2 separate regions of the Homo sapiens genome follow, and region 1 is linked to region 2. A link is a loop called in an ENCODE intact Hi-C map of the cell type or tissue named here. Cell type or tissue: A673. All regions are shown on one strand. Each heading gives the region's core, and the rest is flanking DNA. Links, peaks and the distances in the headings are about the cores only.

What was found. A loop is a pair of places that touch in the nucleus more often than their neighbours do. Peaks named below come from ENCODE experiments on the same cell type or tissue, not always from the same donor. Only the 100,000 strongest peaks of a DNase experiment are listed, where the experiment ranks them.
Region 1: it touches region 2 in a loop (4-fold over the local background); 6 of 110 quality-filtered maps call a loop at or near these places.

The regions. Positions count from the first base shown.
Region 1 is chr13:102,454,330-102,462,638 of GRCh38, forward strand. No RefSeq gene overlaps it. Among named protein-coding and RNA genes, the nearest start is that of FGF14-AS2, 64 kb to the left of the region's middle. In A673, for the core only: a CTCF peak has its summit at 3,206 (motif pointing left); a DNase peak (open chromatin) is centred at 3,182; H3K27ac peaks cover 329 bases.
Region 2 is chr13:102,552,766-102,561,074 of GRCh38, forward strand. No RefSeq gene overlaps it. Among named protein-coding and RNA genes, the nearest start is that of TPP2, 40 kb to the right of the region's middle. In A673, for the core only: a CTCF peak has its summit at 3,388 (motif pointing left); a DNase peak (open chromatin) is centred at 3,376; H3K4me3 peaks cover 790 bases.

The DNA of each region.
Region 1 (8,309 bases), core at 36-8,035, 98 kb before region 2:
TACAAGGGAAGAATGACCACAAAGTCTCTGCAGAGATCATCAGGGCTGCCTCTTCCTATTTCAAAGGGTGGGAGTTGGGGGAATCTCCTCAGTTTCTATTTCAACAGGTCAGACTGTGGCCACCTGGAGCCTTGAGGGAGGGGCCACTGGAAGTCTTGGAGCACAACCCTCACCTTGCCCCCTGGCAGAGCTGAGGAGGCAGGATAGCAGCTCCAGTGGGTCCTGTGGGTTGGGAAGGCAGAGCATCAAACCACAAGAGTATTCTCCATCTAAAGGTGCAGTGGGGGCCTGTCAAAGTGGCTCACGCCTGTAATCCCAGCACTTTGGGAGGCTGAGGCAGGTGGATCACCTGATGTCAGGAGTTCGAGGCCAGCCTGACCAACATGGTGAAACCCTATCTATACTAAAATTACAAAAAATTAGCTGGGCGTGGTGGCGGGTGCCTGTAATCCCAGCTACTTGGGAGGCTGAGGCAGGAGAATTGCTTGAACCCGGGAGGAGGAGGTTGCGGTGAGCCAAGATCGCACCACTGCACTCCAGCCCAGGTGACAGTGTGAGACTCCATCTCAAAAAAAAAAAAAAAAAAAAAAAAAAAAAAAGCAGTGGATTTTGCCTTGCTAGGTTTTTGACTTGCTTGGGACCCATCACCATCTACTTCACTATTTATCTCTTTTTGAATGGAAATGTCTAACCCTATGCCTTCTCCACAATTATATTTTGGAAACACAAAACATATCCAGGTTCACGGTTTCACAGCTGGAGACGAATTTTGCTTCAGGATGAATTGTACCTCAAGTCTCACCTATATCTGATTTCAATGATATTTAGGTGAGACTTTGGATTTCAGACTTTAGAGTTAATGCTGGAACAAGTTCAGACTTTGGGGTTGTTGGGATGGAATGAATGTACTCTGCATGCAAGAATGACATGAATTAGAGTGGGGAGCCAGGGGCCTAATGTTATGCACTGAATGTTTTTCAAAATGTATGTGTTCAAAATAATGTTTTTTAAATTTATATGTTGAAGTCCTAATCCCCAATGTGATAGTATATGAAGGTAAGTCCTTTGGGAGGTAATTGGGCTTAGATAGGATCATGAGGGTGAAGCCTCATGATGGTGTTAGTGTCCATGTAAGAGGAAGAGGCTGGAGCTTGCTCTCGCTCCACCATGTGAGGATACAGCAAGAAAGCAACCATCAGCAAGCCAGGAAGGGAGACCTCGCCAGGGACCAAATCTGCCAGCAACTTCATCTCAGACTTCTCAAACTCCAGAACTTGTGAGAAATAAATGTCTGCTGTTTCAGAGACCCAGTCAATCGTTTGTTATAGCAACTTGAGCTGGCTGAGACAAAGAGGATTTGGCCAGTCACAGAGCAGGAATTCTAGAAGGCACGGTGACGGGGTTTGAGGTGACAGGGAAGGTTGTGGGATTGGGACATATTAGGGATTTACAGAGAGGAACATAAATGGAAGTTCAAGTGGTAGCAAACGTTCTCAGAGGTTTGGACTTATGGGGATAACCAAAGCAAACTGTGAATTGAGGCATACTAGGGATGGCCATGATTATGTCTTAAAGGCAGATTAGCTTTGGGCTCTAGCATTCCATTATGCTCCCAAAATTTCTATTGTTGATATTGCTACTGGTTGCTCAGGTCATAAGCAGTTATTCTGGCAGACAACAGAGCAGGACCACTCCTGAAGGCTTTGGTCAGTGTTCTAGCTACAAACAAGGGCCTAACGCAAAGATAATTTGGCAAATGATGAAAGCTTATTAAGATGGAAGAGACTAGGGTGTATTTAAAAAGCTGATGGGAAAGAGATCAAGGCAAAGCAAAGGGTTGAAGACACAGAAGAAAGAGAAGGTGATGACGGAGAAGTCCCTGAGCCAGCTGGACAAGATGGAATCCTGAACGTCAGTGATGAGATGGGTCTCTTCTATTCTGACAAGAGGTAGGTAAAATTGATCAGTATAGTAGAGGCTTGAATCTGGACAGGTGGTTGTATGCATGAGGGGTAATTCTATAGACTATTACTCAACACTGGGGTGCAATTTCACATTGCTTTAATGTCTCCACATTAAATTTCATCTGGCTTGGCATCCAAATGGCAGATTGACACAAAGTCCATTTTTAAACTCTTGGGGATTCTCCCACTTCCCATTAGATATTCAAAGAAAAGGAATATCTTCCATGTCCCAGAGGTGGCTTCCTCCAAATGTGCACTCCTAAGAGGAGAAATGTCTTGATGTCGCTGAGCTCCCGCAGGTGCTAGTGGCCCTTCTTTCTCTGATTTTGCAACCTGCCCTCCCAATCACAACAAAATAGGGCTGTCACCAGCTGCAGGCTCAGACCAGTCAGGTTCTTTGATGGCTCGTGTCTCCACCTCCTCTTCTACATGGTACCTGCATCCGGCACCCCAGCCACAGCACTAGGCACAGTGCTAGGGATTCCTGTGCCAAAACATGCATGTCACCTGCCCATAACGAAATCCACACCCACCTTGCCCTTTCTCCTGGAATTTGGGGATAATCACAGAGTTCACTGCTTTTTGTTTCATTCCCTGAAACACCAACTTTTTCTCTCTAAAATTACACGTTTGCCCAAGACAAAACCTTGGACTTTTGAGACATAAAGAAATTTTTTTCTCTTCTCTAAGAGACAGTAAGACTTAGATCCTAAAAACATAAGGGCTTTTATCCTCTGTCTGAGAAGGGGTGGAAGGGAAAAATCTCCATCATTCCACATGGATGAGTAAACCAGCTCTCCACATACCCAACAGCAAAAAAGAACGTTTTTTGGCTGAAGGAGGAAAGAAACTGATAGCACTATCTTTAGCAGGTCACCCCCACTACTTGTCTTAATTCAAGTAGCCACATTACCAATGGGTGGCGTTGAACCTAGATCACTGGTATGTGATCTAGCCAAGAGGCTGTGGGCTAAGTTTGCACACCTGAGACAGGCAGCTCACATACCTGTGTGTCTTGTATATATGTGTAATGAATGATGGCGACTCTGCCCCATGGAAAGAAGTATCTGAGCCAGAGGCAGCCAGGGATTGTATCCGATTTCCAGGTCACCATGTCGTTTAGAGAGGGGACATGGAGGTAGGGAGGCTCATGCCCAACTCTGGGGACAAAGGAGAGAGTACTGGGGCAGCTGGTCTGCCTGTGCTTCAACAGTGACACCATGTGGCAGCAATGGCTACAGGGACTGCAGACAACCTTTAAACTTCCGGTTTCCTCTGTGCGAGGTGATTGACACGTCATCTAGGATAGCCTGAGATTCTTGACCTGTCATGTGGAGTGTGTGTGTGTGTGTGTGTGTGTGTGTGTGTGGTGTGCGCGCATGTATGTGTGCTTCAGGTGTGAAAATTGATAGAAGTAAAATTCCAGGGGTAAGAAAACAAAAAGATCTTCAAAGATTGTAAGAGGAGGGCCCGATTCCTTTGATTTGGAGAATAATAGAGATTTAACTGTTTTGTACCCCTGGTGGAACAGGGCATACTGGCTGCAGCTCTAAGACGGACCTTCCTTCACAATACCCGTTTACACTTAGTAGCCCCACTGGAGTTACAGAGGGAAATTTCCTAAGTCAGAACAGGGACATACACCACAGAGGAAAAGGTGTGGATTTTGACGTGAGGTAGACTTGGGTTTAAATCTCACTTCTTCCACTGATTAATTGTGTAACTTAGGGCATGTTCTCTTAACAATATGAGCCTCAGTTTCTATATCTACCAATGGAGGTGAGATATAGGATCAATGTCATAATTACAGTCATCAAGTGTTACCACAGTGAGAAATTTCACATCCTTTCTCCTCTTCTCATGATATGTTGAATTGTTGATTTGGCTGTCAGCATAAAAGTTTACAGCCAAGGTTACAACTGGCTTAATCCCTGAATGTTTATAACAATGACAAATTTGGAATAAATTACATGAAAGGGAAATAAATAAATATGATGAATTCATATTGAGAAATACTATGCAGGCATTAAAAATAAAGCCTTCAGCACATTTCAATGACATTAGAAAGCATTGACAGAATATTAAGTAAAAAAGGCAGCACATCAAGCCTCACATCATGTGTAATTTAACCAGGATCATATTTACATATATTCATATAGTATTCATATCCAAATATATGCCTTATATATGGAATTCAAAGGGCATTGAAATAGTTGCTTAAAGGAGATATGAAAATCTTAATAACTCCGCTGGGTGCAGTGGCTCACACCTGCTGTAATCCCAGCACTTTGGGAGGCCACAGCAGGCAGATCACCTGAGGTCAGGAGTTTGGGACTAGCCTGGCCAACATGGTGAAACGCCGTCTCTAATAAAAATACAAAAATTAGCCAGGCATGGTGATGCACCCCTGTAGTCCCAACTACTCAGGAGGCTGAGGTTGCAGAATCACTTGAACCAGGGAGGCGGAGGTTGCAGTCAAACGAGAACATGCCACTGCACTCCAGACTGGGTGACAGAACAAGACGATGTCTCAGAAAAATAAAAAAATAAAAAATCTTAGTAACTTATCTCTCTAGTTCATGGGATTCTAATTTGGGGGGAGAAACAGCTTCAGATTTTATAGTCATAAAGTAAATGACTTTTAAAAATGAAACGAAATAGAAGCACTGCTTTATGGCTTTTCTGTGTAATTTCGGCTACTGTTCTGTGAAATTGGGGCTTCATCTTCTCTTTCTTATGTTCCCACACTTTAGATAAATGTACAGAGAAAGAGGTTGGGTCTGTGAAAGAAGGAGGGAAGGCGAGGGAGGACACAGCCTTTCAACTTCTCAGCCACATTCTAGTTGTTCTTGGCCAGGTACTAGGGGATGCCACCCTGGGTCTGAAACTTGCAAAGTTCTATTTCTTCCCTTGAATTTTATTCACTGAGGACCCTGAATGATGCCAAATCTGAGAGGGCTAAGACTCATCCCCTTCCGTGGCAAGTAAGCTGTTATGTTGGTAATAGCTAAATATGAGTATTTATTAAAATAGTAGTAATAATAAAACATGATCCAACTTCCTCAGAACTTTCTTCTTCTGTCCCCAAAGTAACCCTTTTGCAGCTCTAGACGAACATACGTGCCCCTCTCTCCAAGCACCTATTTGATGTCCCCTAGAATTTTTGATGGTAAGCTGGCAGTGAGGCAAGCAGTTACTTTAGGAAAATTAATCTACTGCAGTTAATTCACTTTTTTGTTCACTGCGAACACTTCCTAAATATCTTCTTTGTGCCAGGCACGATGCTATGGAATGAGGATCCAAACATGAATAGCTGGAGTTCGCAGACTGTTGCAGACCTCTTGACCATTAGCTTGATGAATAATGTGGCGGAGGTCCATGCAGAATACTGTGGGACACCAGAGGGCAAGCAAGGCTCTGCACAGGAAATACAGAAACGTGGAGGAGAAGGCGCTTGCATGGGTATGGAAGAAGGCTCTGAAGCCTCTCCCATGTTTGGGCAACTCTGTTTTATGAGCTACGGGTCCCCAGAGCAGAAGCTGGAATCTCACTTTCCCCACCTCCATCGCAGCTACAACAGGCACGGGGCACAGGCTCCTCCAATCAGACACACCTGCTCAAGATGGCCGGTTTGGAGAATTTGGAGGAGGGTCTGACAAGGTGCACTCCAGGGAAGGGTGGCAGTGGACCCCACACTCAGCAGCCATCGTAGGGGTAGTGATCCTGAGCACTCACACTAAGCGGCAGAAGCTGGGGTCTTTATGGGACAGACGCACACCACCTCCATTATGCTCTTGTGAAATTCTCAGAAACCCCAAGAACTGTGAACTATCCCTAGATAAACTCCCTTTCTTCTTAAACCAAAAATAAAATAAAAATGCTTTCTTAATGTTATGGTAAAAACATTTGATTTTTTACTTTTTAATGCCAGATTTCAGTGTCCTCAAATAAATATTTCCACCTAGAGATTAAGAAAGAGGTAAAATGACATTATTAAACTGAAAAACTCAGTTCAGTTTACATCAAATACATATTTTAACTTCTTTAAATCAATGACTATCCAACCTTTTAAAGGGCAGAGGACTTTTTAGTTGATATTTCATGAAATCTATAAACCACATGCATTAATATGTAAACGGGTAACAGCAGATTTCCTGGTTGCTCTGGGACTGATGCAGGTGTGGCCTCCATTCTCCATTTCAAGGCGACTCTGCGGCTCTGCGCAATACAGTTAAACATCGCTTCATTAACTGAATGGTTCACAATATTCTCACCACCCAGGGTTCTTTATTATTCTTTCCCAAAGTTTCTAATACTTCCCCCTATGCCATCAAAAGTGAATTAACTGATCTAGACTTTCTACATATAATTTCCTTTAATCTTCTCAAAATTCTTATTAGATTGATACCAATGTATCCATTTGTAGATTTTTTTTGTTCACTTGCAAACACTGCTGTCTTTGGGCTTTACTCGAGACATGAGCGTCTTGAAGCTGTTGTCAAGGACGCAAAAGCAGCCTGAGCAGGTGTTGGTCTAGGTCCTCAAACGGTTGCCTGTTCTGGTCCGTTGGACAGGGGTGGAACCAATGCATTCTTGGTCCCTTCTGGAAGGTCTTGGATAAAACCGGATCTACAGCTCGGGTGGATATAATTGGCAGGCAGCTCATCTCCGCCAAATAACCAAGGCAGAAGGACCCACAGATGCCGCAACGCCTGAGTCACACTGGCCTGCTGCACCCTCCAATTCCTAACAATACTTAAAACATTTGGCATTCTTGCAGGCAGCCTGTCCAACAGATATAATCCAAGCAACTAAGTTATCTGAAATTATCTTGTAGCCACATCAACAAAAATAAAAAGAAACAGGTGAAAGTAATTTTAATATGTTTTATTTAACCCCATATAGCCAATATATTTTCAACATGTAATCGATATAAAAATATGATTAATGTTATATTTTGTATCTTTTTAAATACTACTTCTTGGAAGCCTGGAGGGTATGTCACACTCACAATACATCTCTCAGTCAGTGACACTTCAAAGACTCAAGAGACACCTGTGGCTGGTGACTACTGAATTGGATGGTACAATCAGGGGTTCTGATTCACTTGCCTTTGAATTGTTATTTATTTATAATACCTCATGAAATGATAGTAAGACAGAAATGAAGACAGACTGTATTACTCAAAACATTTGCCTTTTACCATAACAGGATAAACAACGCTTCCAAACTGGCCCATGTTTGAGTCAGTGCATAGGAATGCCTATAGCTGTATGATTTTCATATTTTTCCATAAAAACACACAGAAAATACAGTTTTCTTAATATAAAATGATAGAATGCTTCTAATGCTAACTAATTTTTCTTTTTAGCAAGTATTCAAGTGTATGATAGAACACATTGATTTATTTAATTTTATGTAAGTTCTCTCAATTGTCAGTCTTTAATATTCTGTCTAGCCTTGAAGGCATCACAGTAAATGCAACTGTACTTCAAAAAATTGAGAAATCAATAAATATGTTCTGCAAGGTGCTACTGTCAGATTCAATTAATGAATCATTGTCCTGGAACTTATAAAGTTTATTTCCAGGTTTTATAGGAAGTCAGTGTAAAAAAATTAAAAACTTATCCATTTTATTATTTTCCTAAATTAGAAATCCACCTCTAAGCTTCATCCAAGGGCTCACTTCTGCATGAAGCCATCCTTATGCAGGCTCTGAAGTATTGTAGAAATTATCCTTTTTTTATTTTTATTTGACCCCACTTGTCATTTTAGAATCTGTAGTTCTACTTCCACAGTCTCCCCAACTATTTCTACAAATTACAATGGGGTGTCTCACATGCATTTCTGAACAACAACTCTCCTTTAACCTGTTCAACATATTTCTTTTTTTCTTGTATTCAGATAGAAGATAAAAATGTCTTACAGCTATTTTCATGATGTCTGCAAAGCACTAGCTAGGTATGCTACCACTGTGCCAGGTGCCCCCTTCTACTGTTGCTGTTACTTTCAACTGACTCTTTCCCAAGATGAGACACTGTACCAAAGCCACATTGCACTGATGACACCTCTATTGCAATGGGAAAAAATTATTCCTTTTTTTGCCATATGTCCCCCTCCTTCCTACCAAAAGACACATGGTATATTTTTAAAAACTACTATTTTTTTAATTGCCATCCTCTTCCCATTCTAAGAGTGAACATTTGGTGGGAACATTTTTGAAGTGTGGGGTAAATGGGAAATACCTTAATGGGCATTTTTAATTATACAAAGTGGTGTCCAGAGCCTGGTATAGAAAGAGGAGTTTAGGATAAAGAAGAGTCAAATTATTTTGCAAGGTAATAG
Region 2 (8,309 bases), core at 61-8,060:
AGAGAAGCCGGTGGGAGTGGAAGAAGTCAAGCCTGTGCACATGCCCTCTTTCCTGGAAAGCTTCTGTTTCCCTCTAGGGTCTCGGTCTAGCAGATCATATAGGGCCCTGTTGTAATTTTAATCAGTTAGGTCTTTTCTCATAATGAGATGGGAGCCACCAGAGGGGTCTGAGGTGAGAAGTGATATGATCCAACTTATGTTCTAGCCTCAGATTGGAGAAGTAGTATGGAAGGAGCCTGCTGAGTGAGGAGAAACCTCTCCCATGAGGATTCTGCCCTGGTCTCTCATCTGGGCTTAAGCCCACTGCCCGTCTTCTCTCTGCTGGACCATTGCAACGACTAAGTCCAGGCCACAAGTTTCTTCCCACTCAGGTGAGTTTCTTCCAAAGACAGTGAGCCACTGTCTTTGTCTTGCACACAGACCGAACTCTATTCTGCCCCACTGTCATGCTAACAAACTCTTATTAGCTCCATGTTTCCTACATCATCAAATCCTGACCCTCTTCTTTGTCATAGAAGATTGTTCCGGGCTGGGCATGGTGGCTCACGCCTGTAATCCCAGCACTTTGGGAGGCCGAGGTGGACAGATTACTTGAGCTCAGGAGTTTGAGACCAGCAGGTAACATGGTGAAACCCTGTCTCTACTAAAATTACAAAAATTAGCCAGGCATGGTGGCACGTATCTATAGTCCCAGCTACTTGGGAGGCTGAGGCATGAGAATCGCCTGAGCACGGGAGGCAGTCAGCCAAGATTGTGCCACTGCACTCCAGCCTGGGCAACAGAGGGAGACCACGAGACCCTGTCTCTGTCTCAAAAAAAAAAAAAAAAAAAAGACTGTTAAGACTGCTGCCGATCATTGCCCACCTCTCTCTGTGAGCCTTTTTCAGTGTCTGAGTGCACCAGTCTTGATTCTTGTGGCTGAAGATACCATTCCTTCTGCCTAGAGGGCCTTTCTCCCCTTCTCCCTCATCACTTCCCCAGGCTCTTTTGATCCATTGTTTGTGTTCCCCTAGAACTGTGTTCATTCTTGTATCTCTATGCTGTATTTCACATAGTGTTTTGGGATCTGCCCAATTAGATGTACTCCTCCTCCTTTGACTACATATTGCTATATTTTAGGCCTTGGATCTCAATAAGATGGAAATGTCAGAACACCAAAAGAAAGAAACTAGTCATAGTTTCCTTAGACCCTTTTATTCCTTATTAAATATTGAGCTTTGCTCCAGGCCTTCTGTTTACAGGCGGAAAACATCAATTGTTTGAACATCCTGGAGGTACTGCCTGCTCACTTTTGTTGAAGGTAGGGAGAAACATCCTTCCTACTGAGCTTAGAGTTCAGCTTCTGCAGGGAATCTATTGCACATCCACTTGGTACCTAAATGGAAGGAAGTCAGGTTTCTTTTTATTCTGTTTAAAGACTATGAGCCTAGAAATTATAGCTTCTTGGTCAAAGCCAGTCACAAAGCCCCCCATTCATCCCTGGAAGGCAAAGCCTCAAAATTGTTATTGGCCTCTCACTAAATAGGTTGATAGTGTAAGTCTAGGCAGAAGGATACCTGTACAAAAATATGGAATTTGCATGTCATTCAACCTTCCTTAGTGCAAACACAGATTTCTTTACCAGAAGGGGTGCAATGACCTTTTGGCATACATCATTCATACATGTTTCTTTAGGTTTTCAGTTATCACATAGAAAGGTGATTGCATCTCATACGTTGTTGATGGGAATACAACATGACACAATCTCTATGGGGGAAATTTTGCAATGTTTCCAAAATTAAAAATGTACTTTCACTTTAACCAAGAAATCCCATAGCTAGTAATTTATTCTACAAATATCCTTGCACATGTGCAAAATAACATGTTACAAGATTACTCATTACTGCATAGCTTGTGATGATAAAAATTTGATAGCAACAAAAATGTTCCTCATTAGAGGATTGTTTAAACCAGGGATTTTCAACCAGGAGTGATTTATTTTTGGTTGTCACAACTGGAGAGAGGGAAACTTACGGCATCTAGTGGGTAAAGGCCAGGGATCCTGCTAAGCATCCTATATTGCACAGGACAACCTCCACGACAAAAATTATCTAGCCTTAATTCTCACTAGAACTGAGGGTGAGAAATCTTGGGTTAAACAATCATTCACACAATGGAATATTACGCAGCCATTAAAAACAGAATAGGAATACTTTCTGTGTACAGATATTAAAAGATCTTTGTAATACATTAAGTGAAAAAAAAAAGGTCAGGGATGGTTTACCTGTTAACTTTTGAGAAAGAAAGAAAGAGAGAAAGAAAGAAAAGAAAGAAAGAAAGAGAAAGAAGAAAGAAAGAGAGAGAGAGAGAAAGAAAAAGAAGGAAGGAAGGAAGGAAAAAGAAAGAAAGCAAGCAAGAAAGGAAAATGTGTGTGTGTGTGTGCGCACGCACACGTGAGCGTACACTCTGTCTGCAAAAAGAAACCCTAAAATGATACACGGGGAATTAGTGAAGATGATACCAAATGGGGATTGATTGGACTGGGAGTGCGGGCTGGATGGAGACATAAGTAGAAGCTATCATTCTAATTTGGAATCACGTGTCCTTATTACTGATTCAAATCAATGCATAAAGATTTAGGGCACAAAAATAAATAAGACATGTGAGGTCTTTGAGAATAAAGGGATTATATCTTATTTATCTTCGCGTCCCAATTATCTGGCATTATGCTTGCCCTGAAAGAGACACTTAAATATTCATTAAAAGAATTGAGGCAGGGCACAGTGGCTCACGCCTGTAATCCCAGCATTTTGGGAAGTTGAGGCGGGAAGACTGCTTGGGGCCAGGAGTACGAGACCAGCCTGGGCAACGTAACAAGACCCTGTTTCTAAAACTAACAAACAAACAAACAAACAAGAACTAAATTCAAGCCAGTAGCTTTCACATTACTAATTACCTATGCATTCATGAGCATTGGGCTAGTTAAAAAACAAATGAAAAAATAACTTATTCCCTTTGGCCTCATGGAGGTTACAGTCTGGTATAGAAATAAACACATAAGACAGTTAACAATCCAATTATTTGGGTGATTTCATGAAAAAACTGAATTTTACTCTATAGATTTTCAGAAAAATGAAAATGAGCTAAATTAAGCTGTGAGCCAATTTATCAACTGCTCCTTTCATTGAACATGCAAATTCGTTCTTTGTTAATTTACGAAGACATCTGACTTTGATTCACAGGTTTACTATTTCAGTTAGTGGATTGAAGCATAGAATTAAAACAGTGACATCACAACAAACTCCACTAGACAAGACAAAACAAATTAGCTGCCGCTGATTCACTTGAAGTTTAACATCATCTGTCCAGGAAAATGTCACTCAGAACTGAGAGATTGCTGCCCCCAAGAGGCTAATCAAAAAACTCCAAAATAAAAAGGATGAGGTTCAAGAGCTAGGAGACGGCAATTGAGAAGAGAAGACGTGGGCTGGAGCTTTTTTTAGAAGAAAGTGAGACTTGAGCCCCAAATTCTAGAAGAAAAAGAGGAGAAGATTGGAGCTCCTAAGAGTAGAGATGAATTTGTAGCAAGGGAAAGATAAGAGAGTGAGCATCCAATAAACATCAACGGCAGCTGCTTTAGGGAGACTTCTTAGAAGTTTTTACTTTTTTCCTATTTCTGCCCTGTATTTCCCCATAACTGCTTATGGTTAAAAATCACTAAACATGCTTAAAGAGTTCCATGCCTATATCAATTATTTGGGAAAAGCTGTAGATTTTAAAAGAGTAGATTTTATTCTACTCAGCAGTAGGCCAGAGGAAAGAACCCCCCGTCGGAATCAACTATTAATTGCAGTGGAAATGAAAGCCTGCAAACAAAATCACTGCTCCTCAAAACTCTCCGTGAAGTAGCAGGCAGAAGGAAGAGACTCTGGAGCCCAGGGTCTAATCCAGCCAAAGATGGTGAAGTGCCCCTCCAAAGCAGTTTGCTCCCCAAACCCTTGGGATCTCTTTCAAGACCTTAAGCCCCTACCTCATCAGAGATCCTACCAAGAAATCCTGCCAAGAAGAACTCACTTGGTTTCCAGAGATCGGGAGCTTAAGTTCCCAAACTCTGCTGCCCCAACTGGGGAGAATATTTTCAACATAAGTTAAGTTGGAATTCATATGTGGACATTTATCTATGGCTGCATATGTTGTTGTACAGGTAGGTTAAATAAACATATGGGAGGTTTGGTTTCTCTGTTCAGATTTCAAATTGCTGACTTGCAGAAATTTCTGAGGAAGCAGAATAGCCTGGTAGAAAGGCTTGCGACTTTGACGTCAAAGAGACAGTAAATTTCAATTATGATTCTGCCCTATATTTGCTGTCAGTTAACTTATCTGAATGTCAGCTTCCTTATTTATAAAATACAGATATATTTTATACAGATACAGTATAAAATGTAGATCTATATTTATAATATATAATATATATTTATATATCTATAGATACCATGTATATATGTAATATAAATATATTTATGTATTTATAGATATATATTTTATATTATATATGTATTATACATATATAATGTATGTAATATACATATATTATCTATAGATATATATTTTATATATGTAATATAAATATATATAATATATGTAATGTAAATATATTTTTATATATCTATAGAGATATATTTTATATATGTAATATAGATATATATGTATATATCATATATAATATAAATATATAGATACATATTTATATAATATATAATATTAATATAAATATAGGTATATATTATATATAATATATAATCTATAGTTATATTATAGAATATATATCTATAGTTATATATTTATAGAATATATAACTATAGATATATATTCTATAAATATATATCTATAGATTTATATTATATATAATATAAATCTATAGTTATATTATAGAATATATATCTATAGTTATATATTTATAGAATATATATCTATAGTTATATATTTAATATAATATATAACTATAGATATATATTTATATAATATATAATACAAATATATAGATATATATTTATATATAATACATAATATAAATATATAGATATATCTTTATATAATACATAATATAAATATATAGGTATATATTTATATATGTAAAGTCCAGATTATAGATATATCTATAATATACAGAAATATATATTTATATATCTGGAGCTATATCCTATATAGAGAGATATATTATATCATATATATTTTTATATAGATATATATATAAATAGGGATATATAAATAAATACAGATAGCTATATTGCTATAGCTAAAGGATTTACAAATGACATATATTAAGCATACATAAATACTATGTGCTTTATAAATGGTAGCTATTATTACCCAGTCATGACTAACCTGTACTATGTTATACAAAGCAGAAGCAAGTTTGATTGATGTGCCAAAATGCATAGTTCAGACACTGAAAAACGACAGGCCATTAGGAAGGAGGGGATTGATGTCGGCAGGAAATATGAGTAGACTTTACAAATAAGTGAGATGAAACCTGATCAAAAACCTGACAGTTCATTTGGAAAAAATGTCATTACCACCTTGAAATATTTGCAGAGATAGAAGATATAAAATTTACAATGTGCATTCAAGCTTGATTAAATATTAGACCATTATGAGAGATTTGTTATCCATATCAAGAAAATCACTTGAGTCATGAGATTATACCTCCTAAATATAGCTTTGATGGCGACAGATATATATAATTCTGAAAATAGGATCCTGTTTTTAAAGAGGCATACTATTACGGATAAGAGTTTATCCCAATAAAACACCATATGTTAGAGGCCTTCCTGAAGCTGCAGTAACAAATTATCAGAAACTTGGTGGCTTAAAATAACACAATTATTCTCTCATAGTTCTGGCGGCCAGGAGTCTAAAACCAAGGTGTCTGCAGGGCCACATTCATTCCAAAGGCTCTAGATAAAAACCTTTCCTTACCTCTTCCAGCTCCTAGTGGTTGCCGGCATTCCTTGGTGTCCTTGGCCTGTAGCTGCAGAACTCTAGTCTTAAAAATATTTACAAGAGTATAAAACAATGCTACTCTTCTCACACATTTTGTGTTTGAAAATATAGTTTTTTTAAATTAAAATTTCATTTCATGTTAAGCATATAAATAAAAATTTTAAATTTGTGTTTTAATTTTAATACAGTAAATGTCAACAGAAAAAAACACACAAACACAAATACTCTTTGAGATTCTCTATGCTTTTTAAGAGTTAAAATAATCCTGAGACCAGAAGGTCTGAGAACTAACAAGTTAAGAGAATTTGATTTATTGATTTTTCATGTCTGATTTATTAAAGACATAGAGGTTTCCTAAGAACCTCAGAAAATCTTCCTTGTTAGATTTGTCATTCTGTCTTTTGAAGAGTTTGAGAGAACTGTATTTTTTCCTGTTTAACTTAAAATATCCTAGGGAATGTCTGAAGTATATAAGTTGTGTTGATTATCTAAGGTAAATCAATTTGTATTTACAAATTAATTCAATATTCATTAAAGAATCAGTGATAACTTTGTTCGTATTTTTGTATAGCATTTACTAGTTTGATTTTATAAATTTAATAAGATTTTTTGCAAATGAGATTGCTTTCTTGATTTCTTGCTAGTTTATTGTTGGTGTATAGAAACACTACTAATTTTTGTATGTTGATTTTGTATCTTGCAGCTTTACTGAATTTATCAGTTCTAAGAGTTTAAATAATTTAAATAGTAAAGGCTATATTTTTTAAAAGTTTAAAATTAAACTTTTAACAAGTTACATGTTATTTACAACACAAGTAAGTATAACAATCCTTTCTATGCACAATAGAAATTTAGATATTAAAATATATTTCTAAAACCCATTAACAGGTGTTAGGAACATAGATAACTAAGAAAAGTGGGCACAGGACAGGCACATTTTGATAAAGGCCAAGAGATATGAGAAGTGTCTCCAGGAAGAACCCAATAAGTAGCATACTTGGGGGTGGGGTTGTCAAGGAGGGGTTGTCACAAGGCCCCTGGTAAGTGCAGGGAAATTCTAGAGAGGAAGAAAGCCCAATAGAGGCCGTAGACATTGAGGATAATCTTTATCAACCTCTTAGGTATTAATCCCTTGTCAGATAAATAGTTTGCAAATATTTTCTCCCATTCTGTAGGTTGCATCTTCACTCTGTTGACACAGGAAGGGGAACATCACACACCAGGGCCTGTTGGGGAGTGGGGTGCTGGGGGAGGGATAGCATTAGAAATACCTAATGTAAATGATGAGTCAATGGGTGCAGCAAACCAACATGGCACATGTATACCTATGTAACAAACCTGCATGCTGTGCACATGTACCCTAGAACTTAAAGTAAAAAAAAAAAAAAAAAATGGTCCCCTGGCTGGGGTAAGATGGTATATTATTGAGGTTTTAATTTTTCATATCCCTGATTATTAGAGATGTTGAGCATTTTCTCATATATTTGTTGGTTATTTGTATATCTGCTTTTGAGAAATGTCTGCTCATGTCACTTGCCCACTTTTTAGTGGAATTATTTATTTTTCTATTGTTGATTTATTTGAGTTCCTTGTAGATTCTGGATATTAGTCCTTTGTCAGATGCATAGTTTGCAAATGTTTTCTCCTATTTTGTAAGTTGTCTGTTTAATCTGTTAATAGTTTCTTTTGCTGTGCAGAAGTATTTTAGTCTAATTAGTTTCCATTTATGGATTTATTTATTTTGTCACATTTGCTTTTGACCTTAGTCATAAATCCTTTGCCTAGGCCAATATCCAGAAGAGTTTTTCCTAGGTTTTCTTCTAGAATTTTTATGGCTTCGGGTGTTAAAGTCTCTAATCTAGCTTGAGTTAATTTTTGTATATGATGAGAGATAAGGATCCAGTTTCATCATTCTACATGTGGCTATCCAATTTTCTCAGCACCGTTTATTGAATATGATGTCCTTTCCCCAGCATATGTTTTGGTCTGCTTTGTCAAAGATCAGTTGGTTGTATGCATTTGGCTTCATTTCTGGGTTCTCTATTCTTTTCCATTGGCCTATGTGTCTACTTTTATACCAGTAGCATACTGTTTTGATTATGATAGCCTTATAGTATAATTTGAAGTCAGATAATGTGATGCCTTCAGATTTGTTCTTTTTGCTTATATTTGCTTTGGCTAATCAGACTCTTTTTTGGTTCCATATGAATTTTAGAATTGTTTTTTCTAATTCTGTGAAAAATTATATTGGTAGTTTGATAGGAAGTACATTGATTATAGATTGCTGTGGATGATATGGTCATTTTCACAATATTGATTCTTCCAAT